Linked DNA regions of Homo sapiens: all the other regions are linked to region 3. The links are chromatin loops, found by intact Hi-C in ENCODE. Cell type or tissue: mammary epithelial cell. All regions are shown on one strand.

The links. Hi-C counts contacts between places; a loop is a spot of excess contacts. Peaks named below come from ENCODE experiments on the same cell type or tissue, not always from the same donor. Only the 100,000 strongest peaks of a DNase experiment are listed, where the experiment ranks them.
Region 1: a loop joins it to region 3, with 6 times the contacts of the local background. A loop is called at or near these places in 20 of 110 quality-filtered maps.
Region 2: a loop joins it to region 3, with 3 times the contacts of the local background. A loop is called at or near these places in 2 of 110 quality-filtered maps.

The regions. Positions count from the first base shown.
Region 1 is chr4:153,314,746-153,322,745 of GRCh38, reverse strand. TRIM2 (tripartite motif containing 2) reads right to left here. Exons shown (of 12, transcript NM_015271.5): 7 at 7,158-7,261; 8 at 6,747-6,914; 9 at 1-98. Among named protein-coding and RNA genes, the nearest start is that of MND1, 26 kb to the left of the region's middle. In mammary epithelial cell, CTCF peaks have their summits at 3,837 and 6,011 (motif pointing right); no DNase peak of the experiment used is centred here.
Region 2 is chr4:152,967,207-152,975,206 of GRCh38, reverse strand. FHDC1 (FH2 domain containing 1) reads right to left here. Exons shown (of 12, transcript NM_001371116.1): 10 at 7,110-7,227; 11 at 2,666-2,830; 12 at 1-532. Among named protein-coding and RNA genes, the nearest start is that of FHDC1, 35 kb to the right of the region's middle. RefSeq lists enhancers at 1,111-1,630, 1,631-2,151, 2,240-3,439. In mammary epithelial cell, no CTCF peak of the experiment used is centred here; DNase peaks (open chromatin) are centred at 1,896, 4,576 and 6,206; H3K27ac peaks cover 3,670 bases.
Region 3 is chr4:152,843,220-152,851,219 of GRCh38, reverse strand. The region is part of intron 2 of ARFIP1 (ARF interacting protein 1); the gene reads right to left. Among named protein-coding and RNA genes, the nearest start is that of ARFIP1, 67 kb to the right of the region's middle. RefSeq lists enhancers at 1-622, 509-803, 3,515-4,015, 7,371-7,978, 6,868-8,000. In mammary epithelial cell, a CTCF peak has its summit at 4,332 (motif pointing left); DNase peaks (open chromatin) are centred at 639 and 1,659; H3K4me3 peaks cover 197 bases; H3K27ac peaks cover 2,455 bases.

The DNA.
Region 1 (8,000 bases), 470 kb before region 3:
AACACGCAGCACGCCTTGTTGTCCACAACAATAATGTGCCCATTGCGGTCCACAGAAACTCCTTTGGGTCCCATCAGCTTTCCTGATCCAATTTTTGTCTGTTTGAAACAAGTACAGAAATAGAAGTACAGTATAGAGTCAAAGTTTAAACCACTACAGAACATGAAGATAAACACTGTTTTGGTCAACATTTACCTGAAGGTTCAAACGGGTACACAGCTACTCATATATCACAATGAACTTCTGTCTTGGAAAACTGGCTTTGTCACATCCATTATCTGCTGCTGATATCTATATAAATCCTTATTCTTTTATTTATTTATTTATTTATTTTTGAGACGAAGTCTCATTCTGTTGTCCCAGCTGGAGTGCAGTGGTGCAATCTCGGCTCACTGCAACCTCCACCTCCTGGGTTCATGCAATTCTCCTGCCTCAGCCTCCTGAATAGCTGGGACTACAGGCGTGCACCACCATGCCTGGCTAATTTTTTTTGTATTTTTAGTAGAGACAGGGTTTCACTTTGTTGGCCAGGCTCGTCTTGAACTCCTGACCTTGTGATCCACCCACCTCGACCTCCCAAAGTGCTGGGATTACAGGCATGAGCCCTCGTGCCCAGCCCTTAAAATCCTTATTCTTAAAAGAGATCACCACCAAAAATAGTCTAGGATCCCCTAAACTGGGGTCACAGTTCCCTGCTGAAGAGGCGGTGTGATCTGGTGAAAGATCACTGGATTATGACTCAGAAGAATGACCTACTTCCATTGCTTGCTTTAAACACACCTGGAATAGCACAGATGGATTTCATTTCCTTAAACTTCAGATTCCTTATACATTAAAAAATGTCCAAAAAATGACAACTCGACAACTCCTAATGGCATTTTTGGAAGATGTATTAAGTAAAATAAGGTAGGTAAAGGGTTTACTGTAGAGTGTAGCACACAGCAAGCAGTCACTGTAGGGAAGCCATCACTGTCATTGTTATAGATCATAATATCAAAATTGCCTGGCATCTAGCATTAAACTTTACGAGAATTAAGTTCTCCTTGGGCGGGAGTCACATCTGTTTTATTCACCATTGTGTACTCAGGGGCAACACACTTCTTGGTGCATAATAAATATTCAATGAATATCTATTGGATACATTAATTTTAAAAGTCTAGCATTATTATAGGGCAATCATAATGATTAAATGGCTCCACTTTTTATCATATTTTAAAATAGGGGAAAAGCATTTGATTTCTATCAATCATATACCGTATTTTAAATTTTATTCCTGTTCTTGAGTAGACTGTGGTGTGTATTTAAATGTCTATTTGCCATGAGATACAGGTCTTGTACCTTTACTTTTCTTTCTATAGCTTAATTTTCTAGACTACGTATAAAGAAGTGCTTCACTCATTCACTTATTTATTTCCTAATTCTACAAACACTGCCCAAGCACCCACTATGTGCCTGACGGTATTCTAGGCACATGGCAAACAAACACAAATAAGACGTAGCTCTTGCCCTCAAGTATGTCTCAGTCACATTGCAGGGACAAACATGTCTACTGTATCTCTTTAAAGAGTGTGGTATTGAGTCTTCATTTTAATATACTTGGGAGAATTCAATTAGGCCATCTCAGAATGCATGTGAAGTGAAAACTTGATGACGCCACAGCAGACAAGGAAGGCGAAGGACCACCCCAGGTGAGGAAACAGCAGGAAGGAATGTATGTTAAGTCAGGGAAACTATAAGAACCACAGTTCTCCCTGGCACCCAGGCTTGACGTGTTGGAGGGAAGCAGATCTATGTGTTTTTATGAAAGAACTCTTCGCCGGGCGCGGTGGCTCACACCTGTAATCCCAGCACTTTGGGAGGCCGAGGTGGGTGGATAACTTGAGGTCAGGAGTTCGAGACCAGTTGGCCAAGGTGGTGAAACCCCATCTCTACTAAAAATACAAAAATTAGCTGGGTGTGGTGGTGGGTGCCTATAATTCCAGCTACTCAGGAGGCTGAGGCAGGAGAATCACTTGAACCTGGGAGATGAAGGTTGCAGTTAGCCAAGGTCGCGCCACCTCACTCCAGCCTGGGTGACAGAGCGAGACTCTGTCTCGAAAACAACAACAACAACAAAAACTCTCAGACATGCTATTAAACAAATTAAGGTAAGGAACAATGAGTGTAGTCTGAGTCCACATGTGTTATATGTGTGCATGTATGTACATAGACTTCTGGAAGGAAAAGTGAGAAATCAGCGTCTATATCTTAGAAAACCCAAAAAGTTATATTCTCATAGGTTATGCTTTAGCCTTCTTATTTTATCTCTCTATATTAGTGCTGTCTGATAGAAATATAATGTGAACCACATATGTATTTTTAAATTTTCTAGTAGCAGGATGGGACTTTGCATGATGGGGACTTTAGACTTTATATGCTCCTTTTATTCTTCTAAGTTTATAAATGATGAAGATTCAGATTTCATCTCTTTAGAGCAAAGGAACACAATTACTTAGGAAAGAAACAGTGGTTTTCTTGGCAAGAGGAACTGCTGTGTAAATTTGATTCTGATTCTCCAATCTAGCCCAAAGATCAAAGAGGCTATAACACAATGGTGGGTAAAGAAATGGCATTTGTTGTTTCATGTCTAAATGGAGGGTAAGTCAGCAGAGATCAAAAGGGAGAGAAGGCACTTCGATGATTAAAACAAGAATGTCATTACTACCTAACATTATGAACACTTGTAGTTGCTTAGATGACTCAACCAAATAATATCAAATGGATAATTATCTAGAATAAAAAGAGAAAATAAAGGGTTACTTCCATTCTATCATGTAGTGACAACTAGGGCAGATCTGAAAGAATAACTTAAACATTGAACCAAAATTTCTTTACACTTCCCTTCATCACTCCTAGTTTAGCTGCACTGGATTCAACCAAGTGAAAGGTAAGAATCCCTGCATTTCCCTGATTGTGTCAACCCCATCTTAAACAGAATAGTAAACAACAAAAAATATATATATATATTTTTTTTTTGAGACAGAGTTTTGCTCTTGTTGCCCAGGCTGGAGTGCAATGGCGCAATCTCAGCTCATTGCAACCTCTGCCTCCCGGGTTCAAGTGATCCTCCTGCCTCAGCCTCCCGAGTAGCTGGGATTACAGGCGCCCATCACCATGCCCAGATAATTTTTTGTGTTTTTAGTAGAGATGGGATTTCACCATGTTGGCCAGGCTGGTCTTGAACTCCTGACCTCAGGTGATTTGCCCGCTGCGGCCTCCCAAGGTGCTGGGATTACAGATGTGAGCCACTGTGCCCGGCCCAGCAAAAATATTTTAACCCTGCCTTTGGAATGGTTTAATCAGGGTATTTAACTCAACAAATAGTTCCTTAAATTGAACAGGAAAGAGATGAGATATTTTAGAGTAAGGTGGCCAGAGGTGTTTCCATTTGTTTGGATAGAAAAGGTTTCTAGATGGGCTGGAAGATAGGAGGCAGTGGGGAAGATAGAATAAATTCAGAGGAGGCAGAGAGAAATAAAAATTAGGGCTAATAAATTGGTGAATAAAAGAAAAGGAGATAAGATGTTACATCTCTGGAACTACTAGGAATAAATACAAAGAGTCTACACTGGTGTTAAACGTGTGTCTTTCTCAGCACTTGTTTAATTTTACTGAGTCCCACCAAAGAAGAAAAAGAAGAAAATAAGTATCTCTGTCTATACCTGTGGATATTCCACTTGGATGAACTCCTGTGAGGGTCCTAAAGTGTTTTTACATGCTATCCTTTTACCCTTTGGGTTTTGATCAACACCTATCATAGAAGAGGGTATTGCTGAAACTACACCACCTCCACTCCCCCAATCCTCTAGGGGGCATGAGTGTTCTTTAGAGTTTATTCTCATTATTACCTTTAATATTCCAACTCTAAGAACCCAGTTCTTCTAAGAGTGTCTATTACAGATAGACTATTGAACCACTGAACAAAAAATGCTTAGAGAGCCCTTCTTCCTTAGACATAAAACTCCTGTCTCCGTAAGTGAACCTATTTTAGTATTAGCTTCTGAATTTACAAAGACAGATCACGGTTTTGCTAGAGTATAAAACATAAACAAATGGGTTGCCTCCAAACTATATAAACATTTTCAAGATATTCAAGATATAAATATTCACATTAAACTTGTCATATTTGGGTATGTCTTACCACATATACAATTATTAAAATGCAAAAAAGGGGGAAGAAGTTAGAGCTACAGAAAGGCAGGAGATTTTTATATATATGTGGTCATCATACAGAGCCATTAAATTTCTAGTGAAACCAAAAATTCAAGGGTGATTGAAGAATTGCATGCAATATTATGGAATAAAAAATGACAGTTTTTCAGTCTCCAAAATTGACAAGATGCTGCCTCACACAAAACAGAGGCTCAAATCTGAGAGTTTCACAATTACGTAACTCATTTCATTAAAACAATGAGGGGACTACAGCAGTCTGAAGACTTTAAAAAGGAAAACAGAAATTCTTCCAGAAAGAAACCAATAAGTACACTTTGAGTAATCTTTAGAATTCCAGATTGGATTATGAAAAGCAGCATCTCCAAACTCCTAGACAAAGTGATGACCACCAGGTGCCTGCATGAGGACATGAAGCCCAGATCACAGCTGACCAAACAAGACTTCATTTTTTGGACAGGGTTACTAGCGGCATGGAAAAGAACATTCATTTCTTAGATCCTTATTTTGTATGTGGCACATAAAATCTCATTTAGTCTTTGCTTAAATCCTATGAGATAGGTCTTTTTTTTCTTTTGAGACAGGGTCTTACTCTGTCACCTAGGCTGCAGTGCACAGGTGTAGTCACGGGTGACTGCAGCCTCTAACTTCTGGGCTCAAGCAATCCTCCCACCTCAGCCTCCCAAGTGGCTGGGACTACAGGCCTGTGCAACCACACCTGGCTAATTTTATTTTTTGTAGAGGCAGGGTCTTGCCATGTTTCCCAGGCTGGTCTTGAACTCCTGGGCTCAAGCAATCCTCCTGCTTCAGCTTCCCAAAGTGCTGGGATTGCAGGCATGAGCCACCATGCCCAGGCAAGATAGATCTTTTTTTTTTTTTTTCTTTTTGAGACAGAGTCTTGCTTTGTCGCCCAGGCTGGAGTGCAGTGGCACGATCTTGGCTCACTGCAAGCTCCGCCTCCCGGGGTTCACACCATTCTGCTGTCTCAGCCTCCCCAGCAGCTGGGACTACAGGTGCACGCCACCACGGCCGGCTAATTTTTTTGTATTTTTAGTAGAGACGGGGTTTCACCGTGTTAGCCAGGATGGTCTCGATCTCCTGACCTTGTGATCCGCCCGCCTCGGCCTCCCAAAGTGCTGGGATTACAGGCTGAGCCACTGCGCCTGGCCAAGATAGATCTTTTTTAAATCAAAATTTTAAAAACAAGGCTATTGAAGCTCAAGGAAGTTACGATTTGCAGATGGCCAAACAGTAATAAGCTGGGATGGCAATGTGTTGATCTGAGTTAAAACTCATGTTATCAACAGAAATAGAAGCCTCTAGTAGGCTGGACAGGGAAATATATAAGGCATAATGCGGCCAGGCGTGGTGGCTCACGCCTGTAATCCCAGCACTTTGGGAGGCCGAGGCGGGCGGATCATGAGGTCAGGAGATCCAGACCATCCTAGCTAACACGGTGAAACCCCGTCTCTACTAAAAATGCAAAAAGTTAGCCGGGCGTGGTGGCGGGCACCTGTAGTCCCAGCTACTCAGGAGGCTGAGGCAGGAGAATGGCGTGAACCTGGGAGGCAGAGCTTGCAGTGAGCTGAGATCGCGCCACTGCACTCCAGACTGGGTGACAGAGCAAGACTCCGTCTCAAAAAAAAAAAAAAAAAAAAAAAAAGGCATAATGCAAATGGCCCTTACAAAGATCTTTGACGACGTGTCTCACAATTTTTTTATGAGCAAATGTAGAAAATGGGCGGGCTGATACAATTCTTTGATGACACTTCATAAGAGAGATTTCTGTTATCACCAGAGGGCTCTCTACTCTTTGGCAATTAGGTGAAGACATTGAGTTAAATTTTTATTTGCAAAAAGCTGACGCTGGGAATGATAGCAAATATATCAAACAATGGGATCCCTCAAAGTGTAGCTCCACTTCCATTTTCTCTGGAAATTCAGCCTTTTCTTTTTTTTTCCAAGTCCCATATTATGTACGTATGTTTTCAGATTGTATCAATGTACGACTCATTAGAGACTGACATAAATTGTTTTCTGTCATTTCTTGTGTTTGAGTCTTTTTTCCAAAATGGGCCTGTACATTTTTAAAAGGTGGAAACTATTTTTTACAATTCTGTTTCTCCCATATCATCTGTCACAGGCCTGAGAAAGTAAAAAGTACTTCCTAAGTGACAACATGTAGACTAATTTGAGAAATATAAACTGCCTCTTAATAACTCTTTTGAAAACCTTGTTGTTTTTCATTGAATTGAGGTAACAGGACCAGTTTCCCTGTAAATCTATGGTTTTAAAGAAAAAAAGTGACTGAGCAACCTAATTGCTTTAAAAAACAAAGCCACATTTAGGATATATATGAATAGATTTATGAAATTATCACTGTTACTCTCACTTCACAAACTTAGATGTCAGATATCTTTGTGTATGAAGAATTGTTGAATGTTGCACTGCATCTCAAAAAAGAAATATGCAATTTCATTTTGTATTTCCTGTTCCTTCTCTCCATTGTTTAGTGAACAATTAGTAGTTAATCTTACCTTAAATTTCCCATCGGAGGAGAAAATGCTGACCCATTTATTATCATAATCGGCAATGATTATGTCCCCACTGGGATGTACAGCCACTCCTGTGGGCCGCTGCAGCTGCCCCGGAGAGCGTCCCCGTATGCCAAAACGACTTTTGAACTGGCCATCATTGGAAAATATCTGTAAGATAAATTACATTCATTGGAATGTGAACTAGTACAGGCATTGCTGAGGAAGGCATAGGCAGAAACATCTGCCATACATACAGAGATCAGAACACGCAAACTCTATTTGAAGAAAAGTCTACATAAACATAAGCTTTTTTCCTTACACCATGTATCTGAAGTCTAAAGTAGGAATATATGTAACTATATATATTTTTATCAATATAAGTAGTTAAAGGTATATAATTAGGGGCTATACCTGCACACATTGGTTGTTACTGTCTGCAATTAATATCTTTCCATTTGTAGATGCAGCTACCCCCTGAAGATTTGTAAACTCTCCTTTATTTCTTCCTTTGGTACCTAAAATAAATGATAAAATCATAAAAATTAAGCACTAAAGGGTTAGATTTCTCTGTTTCAGCAAGAGAATAATTCAGATTTCCACAGGTACCTGAGAATGCATTGTTTTTAAATATACTTTAAAAAAAGGGCACCCTCCCTCCCCAATAACCTAATCCATATGCTATTAAACCTCTCTTCCTGACAACAGTCTCTGCAAAATCACTTTTTTAAGTAAATGTCAATCTTCTCTTATTAATTTGTAGCTGCATATTAACATGTTTAAAATATTCTTAGATCCCACAAAGACATCATAATAAAAACTAATACGGCCTGCCTTTATCTGACATGGCTTTCCCACTTTACCCTATGGCACTGCTATCTGTCAGGTCTGTGCTGCCTTGGGCATGGCAATAAACATTCTCAGCCCTGGTCACTCTGCCTCTGTCTTCTATCTTTGTGGACCTGGTTTGCATTTGGGGTGTGTGGGGCATTTGGGATGGTTCAGACTCAGTTTGGGTCCTGCCATTCTTGGTTTTAGTGGGAGAGGGAAACCTGGCAAAGGGGCCTTGCCCTAAGGATATGCAACAGGAAAGGGCCTTATTTTACAGTTTTGCCAAAATTCTACCCTCTCACTCAGCAGCTCTTGGAAGAAATGTGGACGCTTGGCTTTCAGTACATTTGACAAACCGAAGGCCACAGATAGTTATAAAAATAGTAGGCGATTTTCATATTATGGATTTACTTATAGATTATTTTC
Region 2 (8,000 bases), 120 kb before region 3:
GCCGAGCTCTGGGGAAGGCAGAGGCATGGTTCTCAGGCTGGGCGGCTGCAAGCTGGTGCGCCTGTGCTGAGGGTGGGTTGGGGGCCTCCTCCTGGCCCCCCGAGGCCTGAGGTTTGTGTGCAAAGCTGGAGTCCTGGTGCCTCACTTCTGCAGGCTCCAGGCAGGCTATCGTGGGCCGGGCCTGCCGGGGGCTGCTCCGGGGCAGGCTGTGGAACTTATTGGGCTCCTCAGGGCTGCCGGTGGAGCTCTCCAAGAAGGTCAGCAGCTCCCGGTCAGCAGAGGGACCCAGGGAGAGGCGGGAGCGGCGGGTGTTCGGGGGCCGGTAGGAGGGGCTGGAGGGGCTGATGGGCCTGGGGTGCAGGAAAGGGAGCAGGCCCTCTGCACCCTTCTTGGTCAGCAGCTCCACATCATTCTCACTGCTGCTCCGGCCAAATGCCCCCAGCTCCCCAGTTGCCCAGGAGCGCTGCTTCTGCTCCTGCTCCTTCAGCCTCTGCAGCTGCCTCAGCTCCTGCGCCTCCCGGTCGTGGTTGTCCTGAGGGATGGAGAGAAGCCCGAAGATGCATGAGACATGTGGGACCAATGTGCAGTTCCAGAGCCACCTACGCTAAGAGCCAAAGAAAGATACAGGCATGGAGGGGAGCTCAGGGTCATGTCTTACACTGAGAAAGAGGCTGTGTGTGTGCACATGCATGTGTGTGTGTGTACGCATGTGTGTGTGTGTAGAGGGAGGGTGAGGCTCTTCAAAGCTACTAGGGATCTGAGCAGAAGGGGTGAGTGCTGTAGACCTGGCCCAACAATCTGTCTACAGTTTTTATCCGATCCTTGGGCCCAACTTCCAGCTTTCCAGCCAAGGCACTGCTCAGTGGAGGCTGCCATTCCACATAAGCATGCGACCTCAACTCCAAGGAAAGCCAACTCTGTTTCTGAGCAGTATAAGACACAGAGGACTTCCAGGAAAGGGCTATATAGGCAATAGCTGAGAAAAATACTGTGGGTATTTAAAGAGCGAGCCTCAAATTGTACTTCTGTGCAGCATGGATCTGTCCTACACACATTCATGTGTAGCACATTCTACTTAACAGTGATTTGGATGTATTAATGTATAGCCACAATATTAAGAGATGCTCTGTTCAGCTCTGTTCCCTGACTGCTCCTTGGTAAAGCAACACCACACGTGGCATGGTGGCTCTGCCAGCTGCAGCCTGCAGCACATGGCTCTGCCTCTCACGTCCTAGCCTGTTCCCACAATCAGAGAAGAGGAAGAGGAGGAGGTGTGCTTTACAAATCTTTCAACCTTCACCCTGCTCCAGAGAACCCAGCCCTTCCCATCGAAACTGCACCAGAGCAAGCTCACATACCAAAGCACACTCTACCACCTGGCCATGCACTTTAAATAGATTTGTGTCATGGAAATATGTGGATCTCACAGCCCAAATGTGTTATTGTTAGCAGTTTTACTTGACAATCAATTTCCTCCAATGATGGCCTTTCCCTTCCAAGTTTCTGTGGGGCTCTAGCCGGGGACTCTTGGCTCCGCCTGCAGCTCTGGCCTCAGCCTCCCACCTCGTCCCCAAGTCTCTCGGGCCTTCTTTAAAGATTGCCTGTGGTGGTGGTGGGGCCGGTGCCTGGCTCTTTGGACAGTGGGGCTGAGAGCATCACACAGGTGGCCTCACAGGCCTATGGAATTCCTGGGAGTGAGGGCCTCATTAAGAGCCAACTTGGCCTTGACACCCACCACTGCCTCCCACAGCTGAGCTCACTTCTTGGCCAGAGGAGTGCAAACGTGGCCACAGGCTGAGCCTCCTTCTCTTAACTGGATAGAGAAAGGAGGGGTCGAGAACACAAAGCAATTCTGGGCTTGAGAGAAATCTGACCAATCCCTCAAAGAAATTCAGCTATGGACTAAGCTGCATTCCAACTGGAGGGGGAGAGATGACTCACGAGCTTTGCTTCCTCAACACCACCCGAAATGAAGGGATGTGAGTGGCCGGTTTGCTTTCAATTGATGAATTAAAGTTTTACTTGAAAGCCAAGCAACCCAGAGAGTTTTCTGGCTTCTACATTAAACCCAGAGATGACTGGAATTGGTGGTTGAAGGGCAAGAAAGGTAGCTGTCTTGCTCAGTATGGCAGCAGGCTTTGTGGTTATTTGGGAATCTGGAAGACCGCTCTGGGGAGGACCACATGGTTGCCCTGGTGCCAATCCCACAGTGACGGCAGCAGAGCTTGGAAGAAGGGAAAGGGAGGGCCGTTCCATCATCCCACCACAACAGAAGTCTCCCTGGAAGAGGACGTTCTCTTCTGGGAGCGGGAGAGAAAGACATTCAGGATCTTCAAGAGACTTTTAAATGGTATGACAGCCATCATGGAGGAACTTTACTAACAAAATGCTCTCAAGGCATTAATGTGAGTGTCAGGGAGCCTGTGCACCAAAGTAGCAGAGGCAGTCAAATGCCTCCCCCTGATGCTATGCAAGCCCTCGGGGCTGGGATGGCAGAGCCACTTTCCAGCAATCCCAGCCGAGAGCCTGGCAATACCACCTGGGCCAGATGTCCCCGAAACCGTGGAGATGCAAAGTGCCTTTCTGTGGTGAGCAGATGACTAGGTCGAGAAGAAGGAAAATAAAAATCCAAACAACCCCAAGACACAGATGCTGCCAGATGTACCTTAACTGCTTTGTTGAATTTGGTACAGAAATCTCTAAATATCTGAAAGCATTCATCCAGTTTCATGGTTTTTTTGTCTTCACAGAAAAAATCTATAAGGGTGTAGGCCTCATCCTGGAGCTCTTGTTTCCAGCATTCCAGTTCCCTCAGCTTTTCTATGGCAAACTGCGGAAAAACAAACGAACACACACTGAGGTAAACGTTGTCAGCTGAGGCGGCGCTGGGCACTGCATCCGGTGCCCAGAGAAGACGTGCTCTGGGGTTTCATTTCAGGTCTTGGAAAAGGAAGGTTTATTGCAAGGCCAATGCAATCAGAGCCAAAAGGAAAATAATTCAACCCAGAACAAACCTCGGGGAAAGCAAGGTGAAGTCCCGTGTGAGACCTAGACTAAGCAACAAGATAGATTTAAGAACTTTAACCTGCAGAACGTCACTAACAAAATGTTCACTTTTAATGTCACTGAAAAAAATTACACAGGTATACAACTGGTTTTTACCAAGGAAGATCCATTTTGCATCTGTTCTTCTTCCTCTTAAAATTGAGTCTTACACTGGTCAAGAGTTTACTTTAGGGTCCCTGAAGCTACTCGCTCTACTGATGCATTATCAATTTTGCCCCACTGAGAGGGTGTCTAAGCTTAATCCCAAATGAGCTCTGTGAGGGTCAGGGTCACCCCCACAGGACCAAAACCCTCGTGCCTAAACCCGGGGTGCTGATCCAAGTCAGCTGGGAAGCTTGGCAACAGGCCATGCCTGTATTCCTCCCGTTCGATTTCACAGGTTTGGGGTGGACCCAACACTAATATTTTCTGAAAGCACCACCCCAGGAGATTCTGATGGGTCCCAATGGCTAGGCATTACTGTCCTTTACAAAACCACCCTCTTTGCTTCTTCATTTTCTCCTAATTCTTCTAGGACAAATAAGTCTCTGAGGCCCCTGTGCATTCTGGTACTGCCTCAACACAGAGATGGGAAGAAAGGAAGCTTGTTTTCCTCCAATGATTTCCAAGGCCTTCAGCATGGAATCTGCCATGTCCAAGGGTCACACACACTTCCCCGATGGCAGTTCAGTGACAACATGGGGAGCTGCATGAGGAAGCAGTATGGTGCGGAGAAAAAGGGCTCCACAGCAGCCACAGCCCATGAGAATGAACATTTGGAATCACACTGAAGTCTTATGTTGAGACCTGCAGGGTCTCACTCCATTACCCAGGCTGGAGTACAATGGTGTGATCATGGCTCACTGCACCCTTGACCTCCTGGGCTCAAGCAATCCTCCCACCTCGGCCTCCTGAGTAGCAGGGACTATAGCTATGCACCACTACACCCAGTTAATATTTAAATATTTTGTAGAGACAGGGTTTCCCTATGTTTCCCAGGAAGGCCTCACGCCATCCTCCCACCTCAGCCTCCCTAAGTGCTGGGATTACAGGGGTAAGCCACTGAGCCTAGCCTATGTTGCTTCCTTGTTTACTGGGAAATAATGGTTATATGAAGAAGGAATGAATGAAGTATGTTACTTTATGAAATCACATGTATCATGTTTTTAAAAAAGGTTATATTTGAAAACATTTTTTGAGTGAAGTGGGGATGGGCTGGGAAATGGTAAAGCTAAAGTTGCCCACTTTGGAGGGGTAGAACTGCTGTTTGAACCTGTGTGGAGAGCTACAGAACCTACAGGGAAATTCTGTGAAGACGCCACCTATTACCCACTCCAACCCACTTTCCCCCTTAAAAGCCCTTCTCTTAAACCAAACACACTCAAGAGGTAGTAAGAAACGAAAACTATGTAGGAAACCAAATACCAGAGAAAGTAACCACCTGAGTCAGTAGCCCAAGGCAGTGTGTGCATTCATGCTGTATTTTTCTTTATGGAGGAATGGTATTAATGAAAGGATAAATCTTTGCCTGTCATTCTTCCACAGGGGGAAAGATGGATTCCAGCCAAGAACAGCTCAACTGCAGAAAAATAGGCCTCTTGACAAGAATCTACATGGGAGCTCAGCTCCACCTCGTATGTTTCATCTCTAGATCCTGTGGGGATTGACAGAGTACCAGGAAGGAAAATCTTAAACACACTGAAGTCACCCTTTGGACTTGGGAAAATGAAACATTCTGAATGTGGATCTGAACAGTAACCACACTTGAAGTTACCGGGCAGGAGTTCTACATGATTAGGGCCAGAAATGGAAAAGTTCAAAGCTACACTGGCAAAGCAAGAATGTCAACAGGTTAGCAGCTGTAGTGTCCAAGTCAACCTTACATCTCTAACTTGCCTGCTACACACTGAAGTTTCAAACAAGTTTACTCAGTATTTCTTACCCCAAGGGTGAAAATGCTGAAATAGATCTGCAAAAATGTGTTCCTGTTATTTTTCTGCTCTGAATCCTTGAAGAGTTCCCCACTTCTTATGGCATAGAGTTTGAGTCCAGCATTCAGACTGGTGTTCAGAGACCTGAGTGCCCTGACCCTGACCTACCTCGAAAAATTTTATCTCACCTATTCAAAAGGAAGTTGAATTTAAGAAAGAAAAGTATGCAGCTGTATGAAACGTTTTACTTATAGAGATAAAAATGACTGGGTTGGCGCAGTGGCTCATGCCTACAATCCCAGCACTTTGGGAGGTGGGCGGATCACGAGGTCAGGAGATTGAGACCATCCTGGCTAACACGGTGAAACCCCATCGCTACTAAAAATACAAAAAATTAGCCTGGTGTGGTGACATGCGCCTGTAGTCTCAGCTGCTCAGGAGGCTGAGGGAGGAGACTCACCTGAACCCAGGAGGTGGAGGTTGCAGTGAGCCGAGATCGTGCCACTGCACTCCAGCCTGGGTGACAGGGTGAGACTCTGTCTCGGGAAAAAAAAAAAAAAAAAAACGACTGCCAGAAAGAAGTGTAAAGGGTTAAAACAAGACTGACTATGAAAAGCAGTCCAGAGGTGAGGCTAAGTCAGAGCTGTTCTTCATCCTAAGCTTCTCTGTGTGAATATTGACTGAGATGGTAATAGTTAATATGAGAACTTGGAGGAATGAAACATCCAGAATTTTAGTCTTGATGTGCAATGGTCCTTATTCTTGATTTTCCGGATTTGTTTAATGCATTCGTTTACTGTTCAGTATTTTTGTGGTATTGGTGGTGGTGTTTGTAACAAGAAAATTAGTTTGGTTTTACTTGAAGGAAAATACAGAGCACATGTTTAATAATAAAAATAAACTCACAGCAGAGCCAAACAAAATCAAGCATCCGCCGAAGGCCATAATATTTTGAAGGAGCTGAATTAAGAAGCGAAGGCTTCAGCTGGCACAACCTCAGGAGCACACTGTTCCTCCCCAGTGCCAAGGGCAGCCCTGCTACATGATTCCACCTCACAGGTCTCAAAACACTAACAACACTTCAGGTAGCATAGCCTTTCGCTGAAGACTAAAAGCATGAGATGGTGCCTTTTTTTTTTTTTTTAATAAGGAAGATAAAAGAAGTATGTCAGACTATGCGATTAGTGAGTCACAGTGAGCTGTCACAAACATGTCCACTCTGCTGTTTTTTGTTGATGTTATTTGGAGCAGCTCCCGACACACCCTGTGGGCCCTGCGTACTCCTGGTGTTGACGGGCACAGCTCTCATGTGTTCTGCTGCTCTCATTATAAAACATGCCAAAACGCAGCTTGTTTCTTCAACATAAACAAGTGAAGAAATGACAGCCCAAGTTCTAAGGCATCTTGATTTCTGTGGAACTTTGTTCTGTTATCCGAAAGTTTAACTGGTTTAGAAACAAAACTTGAGTTGCCAGGTATAGCCCAAGTGCAACTCCATGGCTGATACCAGTTCACCACAGTAAACTGCAATCGTGCAAACTGAGCAGTGAACAACAGGAGCCTCGCAGAAGCACTGTCCCTAAACAAATACATCAGGCTTGGGCTGGGCGCGGTGGCTCACACCTGTAATCCCAGCACTTTGGGAGGCCCAGTGAGTGCGGATCACCTGAGGTCGGGAGTTTGAGAGCAGCCTGGCCAACATGGCAAAACCGCGTCTCTACTGAAAAAATACAAAAATTAGCCAGGTGTGGTGGTGCATGCCTGTAGCCCCCAGCTACTCGGGAGGCTGAGGCAGGAGAATTGCTTGAACTAGGGAGGCGGAGGTTGCAGTTTGCCGAGATCGCACCATTATACTCCAGCCTGGGTGACAGAGCAAGACTCCCTCTCAAGACAAACAAACAAACAAGTCAAACAAACGAAGAGACAAAAAAAAAAAATATATCAGGCTTAGATCACATTTAACATCCTCTGCAAAGAATGGGCATGGAAATACCAAGTTCCTCTGACTAACTTGGAGAAAAAAAATATGAATGGGAACTGCTGCTTCCACAAATACACCCATGCAAATTTAACCAGCCCCGGGGTGCTGCTGGGAGATGAGATTAGAGGGACTGACTTGAGTCACCTACAAACCTGAAGAAAATCTTCCATCTGCTGACAAAGTTCACCATCCCGCTGGATGTTTTCTTTTAGTGATTTTGTCCTGACAAACAGCAAGTGCAGTTCTGCCTCCGTGTTCTCCAGAGATAATCTAAAAGAAGAAAGGGGAGAGTGGGCAGTTGGAACAAGGAAGCCATGTGTCATGTAGGTATATTAAATAAGACTAACTGTTGTTCAACCTTGGAAACAGAAGGGGAGAGCTACTGTGATGATATTTATCTACCCCTGTATTTAGATCTTTTGTGTTTCCTCCTGTTTTAAGAAGTGATTCGTTTCTAAAGACATATACTGGTTCAAAGAGAGCAGGTTGTAACTGTACTCTTGATGGTAAGATAAACAAAACCATGGGATCTGCAAACGTTTTCATAAACTAGCTCTGAACACCTTTATGCAATAAGCATTACAAACTAAATGCCAGCGGCTTCCGGGATTCATATGCTTTCCATGGGCCACTAAACACAAATAGGAAACTCTAACCCACAAGAAGCAAGGCAATATATGTTGATAATTCTAACACTAAGGGTAACAGTGAGAAAATAGCAGATTCCATGAAAATAGCAGATTCCACAGGTGGCCAGAGCAGGCTTTCTATATTTTACAGAGAACTAAAACATAGCTAACAAATGTGCAACTTTTTTTTTTTTGAGACACAATCTCCCTCTGTCACTCAGGCTGGATTGCAGTGGCCTGATCTTGGCTCACTGCAACCTCTGCCTCCTGGGTTCAAGCAATTCTCATGCCTCAGCCTCCAGAGTAGTTGGGATTATAGGCATGTGCCATCATGCCCAGCTTAATTTTTGTATTTTTAGTGGAGACGGGGTTTCGCCATGTTGGCCAGGCTGGTCTAGAACCCCTGAGCTCAAA
Region 3 (8,000 bases):
CCATTCCGAAGACCATATGCTAAGATCAGGAAGCTTATCTATCTTGTTCACCACTTGTATTCTTGACATCTAGCAGAGTGTCTATTACTTCATTTGGCAAGAAATTTTCTCAGTAACATCTCATGCTTCAAAAGGGACAAAACCTTCCAAAGCATCTACATAATAAATTTTTTAAAGAAACAAACTAAAACACTTATGTTAAATGTTTGATGAATTCTGTTAATTTAAAATCTCCTTTGTTAGTTTAACAGTTAGCTGTCTATAAAAAGTATCTGCCAGAAGCAAAGCTATTATTACAACAGCCTCCACATCCCCAGTTCTGTAACACTATTAACCCCCCTTAAGTGGCCTCTCTGCTTCTCCACAATTATCTTGAGTTTTATAAAACTGATTATCTTCCAACATTCTACTTATCAATATTCTATTGTTAGAAGGCAGGGTCAGCATTTTCTAAACTCTCTATTGGTACTTCTAAACAACCAGTTCTCAAACCTTAATTTCAGTAGGAATCACCTGAGGATCCTGTTAAAAATGCAGATTGCTCTTAGCTGTGTGGTGATTCTCACTGAGTTGGAATGTGAAGCCCAGAAATCCGAATTTCAAAACAAGGAAATCAGGTGATTCTGATGCAGGCGATCCTTAGTCTATTTTGAGGAACTGTTGTAGAGAACTGCTTTCCATTCTTGTGCAACTCTGCCCCTACCCAACCCCCCCGTTTCCTGTGTGTCACCTTCCTCACTGCCCTCGTCCCCACCTCAACATTGTCATCTACCTTCTTTCCAGTCAATTTCAAATATTTATTGAAGACTTTGGCACATCTAGGGCTTCTGCTTTATCCCTAACTCTCACCATTAAACTGGGTGTTTCTAACCTTTTGCATGTTGGTGGGCACATTTTCAGGAAATGATTATAGATGTTCAGTTAGCAATTCCTTCCAAGCTGATATATTCGCTGTCTAGGCTGAAAGTTTTCACCGATCATTAAAAATACAGTCCACTAATGTTATGGTAGGTAGTAAGTTGCTATATTTTAAAATATAAATTGTAAAACACTTAAAATCTGTTCCATGAGCCTGCCTACCTATGCTGATGCAGAATGACAGGGGATAGTAATAATGATATGTAAAGGTATGTGATTTTATTTTCCCTCCGTATACTTGCAGAAATGCGTAAAATTGGTAATCTGGATCAGGTTTGGGAATCTGTAGTTGGACAACATGCCAAAAAAGTGTCAGGGCAGATAAAAGACATTTTAGACTTAGTATAACCCAATCTACACCTTAGTCTCAGATTTCATTAACATCTTCATTTCTAATGCCTTTCATCTTTCATACCCCATATTCCACTCAGGCAACCTAAACTCAAATTGCCACTCTTAGACCTTGTCATCACTTCGGAAGCAACACTTCTAGATTCTCACTTTAAATAAGTTTAATAACTCACTTTATGATCACAATATCCTCCTGTATCTTATTCCATCTAATCAAGAGAGTAAATCTAACATTTTTATTGATTTTTTTCCATTTACCACCATACACACACACACCTGCCTGCCACAGACACACAATTTCAATCTTCTTTTCTCCCTCTCTCCCATTCATTCAACAATATTTAACAAGAACTTACAAGTACCTTTTGGTGGTTCACTGCCTACCCTCTTGGCCTCACCCACTTAGTCTAGATTCTAAGTAGTTCAAAAGCTTGAATCATGTACCAACTTGCATCAAAGAAATACTGAATTCATTCACATACTATCACTGTGGAAATATTTATATGTATCTACATTCAAAATAATTCCTTCAAAAAATTTAAAAACGACATATTCCTAATAGCTTTTGTTTATAAATAACGACACACTCTCAGATTATAATTTAAGACAGATAAGCCTTCAACCTTTCATTATGAATTGTATTTTCAACAAAATTCCTCCAAGAAATAAAAAAAAACATATTACTAATAGCTTTTGTTTATAAATAAGGGCACACTCTCAGATTATAATTAAGACAGATAAGCCTTCAACCTTTCATTATGAATTGTATTTTCAACAGGACTCTCAATCCAGAATTAATTTAATGTATGTGTATATTAAAAATATACTTAAAATTTTAATTTGTAGTAATAGTATTAAAAGTATAGCCTATAGCTGAAAAGCAAACAGTATTAAAATGAATCTAGATTTGTATGGGTTAAACAATCCTTGAAAACCATTTGCCATACCTCTAAAAGGGATCAACATACATATTTGGTCAAAACTGGCTCTCTGAAAAAGCCCCCATCAAATCATTATTGCCATTGACCGAGCTACTACATTTTTTATGTGTGAGTAACGTGGAAACATTATATTGCATTCCTATATAGAATGGAGACAAACTGTAATCACATGCTATGAAAACCCTAGGGTAGGATGGCTGAAGGAGAAAAGATGTCAACTTTTAAGTCTATTTACTAGAATTCATTCTTTTATTGAGCAACTACTATGAACCAAAACTTGTGCTGTGTATACACACTATCTCTGACCTAACAGTGATTCCAATCTCTTGGGAAAAGGAGATAAATAAGTTACAACATGTGACTGGTGGGGGTAGGAGTTGGAGGAACAGTGTTCCAACAATTTCTTGTATTTCTTTCCCAAATCTTCTGCAGATCGTAGTGTATGATATTGCAGACTGCTAAGTACAAGGGAATGAAGAAACGACTTAGCTCAACAAAATCATTAAAAATAAAACTATAACAACAAAGACTCACACTCACAAACCCAAATACCACATGCAGGGAAATTAAGGACACAAGATGTATCAAATATAAGATTACAATATCTCTTCCCTGGTTTTTCAGAGAAGTCTAAAAATCTGGTTTCTAGTCCTCGTCCTCGTTCTTACGTGAATAAACATTCATTTATTCACCATTTATTGAAAGGCCCTCTTTGGTAGTAAGTGCCAAAAACTGTTACCAAACCCTGGAAATAAGGTAATGAAAGAGAGCGCTCTTGCACTCACTGCAGTTATAGTCAAATCACATAAGCTTTTGGTACAGCTATTTAATTAATACTGGGTAATTCCATAACAACTTCAAGGGCCTTTTTTCTCCACTATAAAATAACATAGTGAGACTCCGAGATCTCTAAGGTAGTTCTACTGAACGAATACTCTGTGATATCACTTAAAACTTACAGGTGGGGGGTTCTTAAGACTCAGGGAACCTGAGAACCCTTATGCAGGGTTCAGGGGGTCCTAAGCTCACTAAATCTGAATGCAAAATTTGGTAGGTTTGTGTATGGACATTTTGCTAGAGAAAGTGTTCATAGGTAAAAACACCCTACATTAGTGGATTTTTGTTTTGGGCCTTCCACGGGAAAAATTCCATTTTAGCTAGGTCTAAGGAGGCAATGTCTTTAAATCTACCAACTATAAATTAATTCACAAGAAGTTTCAACCATGTGGAGTTAGTATGATTTGCTTCTGCTCTTAAACTCATGGTATGAGTTGCAAATTTCTAATTAATTTTGACCAGCACTATAACAGCATCCATTACAAATACTACACACAGTTTACAAATCAGAGTAATTTGAATTATTTAGATTAAATTGTAATACTCTTTTTTAAAAGAATAATTTTTAAAAGAATAATTTTAAAGAATAATTCTTAAAATAATAATTTTATTTTTATTTTCTAAATAAAATGCATTTATTTAGAAGCAGAAATATTTTTGCTGTAAAAAACTGAGATAATACTAAGATGATTATCCTCTCCACATCTGGCTGTTGCTGCCCCATCTTAATAAAAAGAAGACACCGGGTGCAGTGGCTCATGCCTGTAATCCCAGCACTTTGGGGGACCAGGGCAGGAGGATCACCTGAGGTCAAGAGTTCAAGACCAGCCTGGCCAACATGGCGAAACCCTGTCACCACTGAAAATACAAAAATTAGCCGGGCGTGGTGGCACATGACTGTGGTCCCAGCTACTTGGGAGGCTGAGGCAGGAGAACAGCTTGAACCTGGGAGGCGGAGGTTGCAGTGAGCCGAGATCACACCATTGCACTCCGGCCTGGGGGCGACAGAGTGAGACTCTGTCTCAAAAAAAAAAAAAAAAAAAAAAAAGAACAAACCTAAAAACATTAACATACGAGGCAATGACTAAACTGCTGGCAAAGGGATTGCTAGGACAAAATCATCTCTACATAGATGTGAATATTGAGTGTAAAGCTAACCAGGGCCTCTCTTAGGACAGACTAAGAAAGGAAGTAAAATGAAAAATCAAATATCTGCAATGAGAAACACAAACAAGAACAAAAAAAAAAAATTGTAATTTCATTGCCTGTGCCACAGTGACACCAGCTGGCCAGCCAGGTTACGACAACGTAATAACCTACCACTTTTATTTTATGTAACAGACTAAACTTTTAAAAGTGCATTATGCATTCAACAAAAGCCATTATAAGATTTTAAACAAGTATAAAAGAAACATGTATATAAGTAAAGTACCTCAGAAAACTTTGGTTATGATTCAGTTTTACATATGAGATCTCTTCACTAGTCTATAAAATATATTAATATACTTATTTTCTCTATAAAATTTTATCTCTATTAAAATAGAAAAATGAATTTGGAGTTAAATGCAATTTTCCTATTTATTCCTCAGAAAAATAAATGGGGAAAAGTAAGCCAAAATTGAGGTAAACAGATGCTTAAAAGATCTTGAGGGAATTTATTCAAAATAGTCAAATGATGCTTCTGAAATACTGTTTTCACTCACGGGTTAAGAGAGCACATGGCTGAGTTTTATTTTAATTCAAAACTATTAAATATGTAAATGACTCATATGCTCTTTGTGTGTGTGTGTGCGTGTGTGTGCGTTTAATTTCAACTTTTATTTCAGATTCAGGGGTTACATGTGCAGGTTTGTTACTCAGATACATTGCATTATGCTGAGGTTTGGGGTACCATTGATACTGTCACCCAGGTACTGAGCATAGTATTCAATAGTTTTTCACCCTTTGCCCCCTTCTCTCCCTCCCTACTCTAGTCGTTCCCAGTTTCTATTCTTGCCATCTTTATGTCCATGAGTATCCAGTGTTTAGCTAGCACTTATAAGTGAGAATATATGGTATTTGGTTTTCTGTTCCTGTGTTAATTCAGCAGCAACAAAAACAGGTGGATGGCCTCCAGTTGCATCCATGTTCCTGCAAAAGACATAATGTTGTTCTTTTTTATGGCTGCACAGTATTTAATGATGTATATCTACCACATTTTCTTTACCCAATCCACCATTGATGGGTACCTAGATTGATTGTATGACTCTGTGACTGTCAATAGCACTCTGATGAACATACAAGTGCATGTGTCTTTTTGGTAGAATGATTTATTTTCTCTTGGATATATACCCAGTCATGGGATTGCTGGGTCTGATGGTAGTTTTAAGTTCCTTGGGAAATCTCCAAACTGCTTTCCACAGTGGTTGAACTAATTTACATTCCCATCAACAGTGTATAAGTGTTCCCTTTTTCTCTGCAGCCTTGCCAGTATGTTATTTTTTGTCTTTTTAATAAAAGCCATTCTGACTGGTGTGAGATGGCATCTCATTGTGGTTTTGATTTGCATTTCTCTGATGATTAGTGATGAGCATTTTTTCATATGTTTGTTGGCTACTTGTATGTCTTCTTTTGAAAAGCGTCTATTCATGTCTTTTGCCCATTTGTTTAATGGGGTTGTTTTTTGCTTGTTCAATTGTTTAAGTTCCTTATAAATTCTGGATATTATACCTTTGTCAGATGCATAGTCTGCAAATATTTTCTCCCATTCTGTAGGCTGTCTGTTTACTGTGTTGGTAGTTTCTTTTGCTATGCAGAAACTCTTTAATTAGGTCCTACTTGTCAATTTTGTTTTTGTTGCCATTTCTTTTGAGGATTTATTCATAAATTATTTCCCAAGGTCAATGGCCAGATGGTGTTTCCTAGGTTTTCTTGTAGGATTTTTATACTTTGAGGTCTTATCTTTAAATCTTTAATCCATCTGAAGTAATTTTTTATATACGGTGAAAGATAGCAGTCCAGTTTCATTCTTCTGCACATGATTATCCATTTATTCCATCACCATTTATTGAATAGAAAGTCCTTTCCTCATTGCTTATTTTTGTTGACTTTGTCAATAATCAGATGGCTACAGGTGTGATGCTTTATTTCTGGGTTCTCTATTCTGTTTCATTGGTCAATGTGCCTGTTTTTGTACCAGTACCATGATGTTTTGGTTACTATAGCCTTATAGTTTGAAGTTGCAAAATGTGATGCCTCCAGCCTTGTTCTTTTTGCTTAGGATTCCTTTGGCTATTTGGACTCTTTTTTTGGTTCTATATGAATTTTAGGATAGTTTTTTCTAGTTCTGTGAAAAAATGATACTGGCAGTTTAATAGAAAAGCACTGAATCTGTAGACTGCTTTAGGCAGTATGGCTATTTTAATGGTATTGATTCTTTCAAACCATGAACATGGAAGGTTTTCCTATTAGTTTGTGTCATCTGATGTGTTTATTTTTAATAACAGCAGGTACAAACAGAAATAATTAATTTGTATTATGTTGAATTTCTTTAAGGAGGTGAAATAGGTTATTGCTTCTATGGAGGCTTGCCCACTGATAAGGTTCATATTCAATAAGGAGAGACCACCAAGACAACCTATGTTTTCCTTTTCTGCCTTCCAATAGGAAGTAAAATAATTGCAAGGGAATCTTTAAAAAGAGAATTTAATTTAAATCAATCAATCAATTCACAAAGGAGGAAATTATTGGCTTTGAATAAGCAAATAACTCATACTGATATGTTGCAGTTTAATTCACTTCATTCTAATAAAACTTTTCATTGTAAATTTTAGCTCCAGATTGACTGCAAGAACAAATCAGCAATCCCGAGAGGACCCACAGACCCTCTGAAGGAAGCGGACTGCTCCCGGAGGACCCAGGAGACACCTCAAGTACTGTGAGTGCCCCAACTACGGAAGTGGGAAAGGGAGAGCCTCCTCTCCCAAACACACTCCCACTGGAGAGGCTGAAGGTCTGTTCGTGGGAGAAGTTTCTGATTTTACCTAAAGCTGAGTCAAGTTTAGAGAGCCAAGAGAAATACAGTGGTACACGAAGCAGCAGAAAGGCCCTGGGAGCTCGCTGGGTCCCCTAGCAGGCCATTCCTGCCTGGTACCACAGGGATCCATCAGGAGGGTGACCAGAGGAGCAGGGGGTAAAACTCCACAGTGAGAAGGAAATCTCCAGCTGAACTTTGTAACAATTTGAACGGTGGTAGAAGCCTCCTGGCCACAAGTCAGGGGAGGGCACAAATCCCGTGTGCAGACTCCACAGGCCATGCAAGAACCAAGCCCTTTTCTTTCGCAGCTGGAAGGTGGGTAGCCTGGGTCAGGTTTTCAAGCCTATCACGCTCTCTGCCTTGAAACAGACTCAGGGCTGTTGGTGGGGGCACAGTGGAAGTGAGAACAGCCCTTCAGTTTGCGTGCGAGCTGCGTGAGGCCTGTGACTGCCGGCTTTCCCCCACTTCCCTGACAACCTGTGTGACTCAGCAGAGGCAGCCATAATCCTCCTAGGTACACAACTCCTGTGACCTGGGAATCTCACCCCCATCCCCCAGAGCAGCTGCAGCAAGACTCGCCCAGGGATAGTTTGAGCTCAAACACAACTAGCCCTGCCCCTACCTGATGGTCCCTCCCTACCCACCCTGGTAGCTGAAGACAAATGCGTATACTCCTGGGAGTTCTAGGGCAGTGCCCACCACCAGTCCCTCTCCACATTACTACAGCTGATGCTTTCTGGAAAGCACCATCTCCTGGCAGGAGGCCAATCAGCACAAAAACAGAGCATTAAACCACCAAAGCTAAGGACCCTCATGGAGTCCATTGCACCCTCTGCCACCTCCAATGGAATAGGTGCTGGAATCCATGGCTGAGAGACCCACAGATGGTTCACATCACAGGACTCTGTGCAGATAACCCCCAGTACCATCCTGGAGCC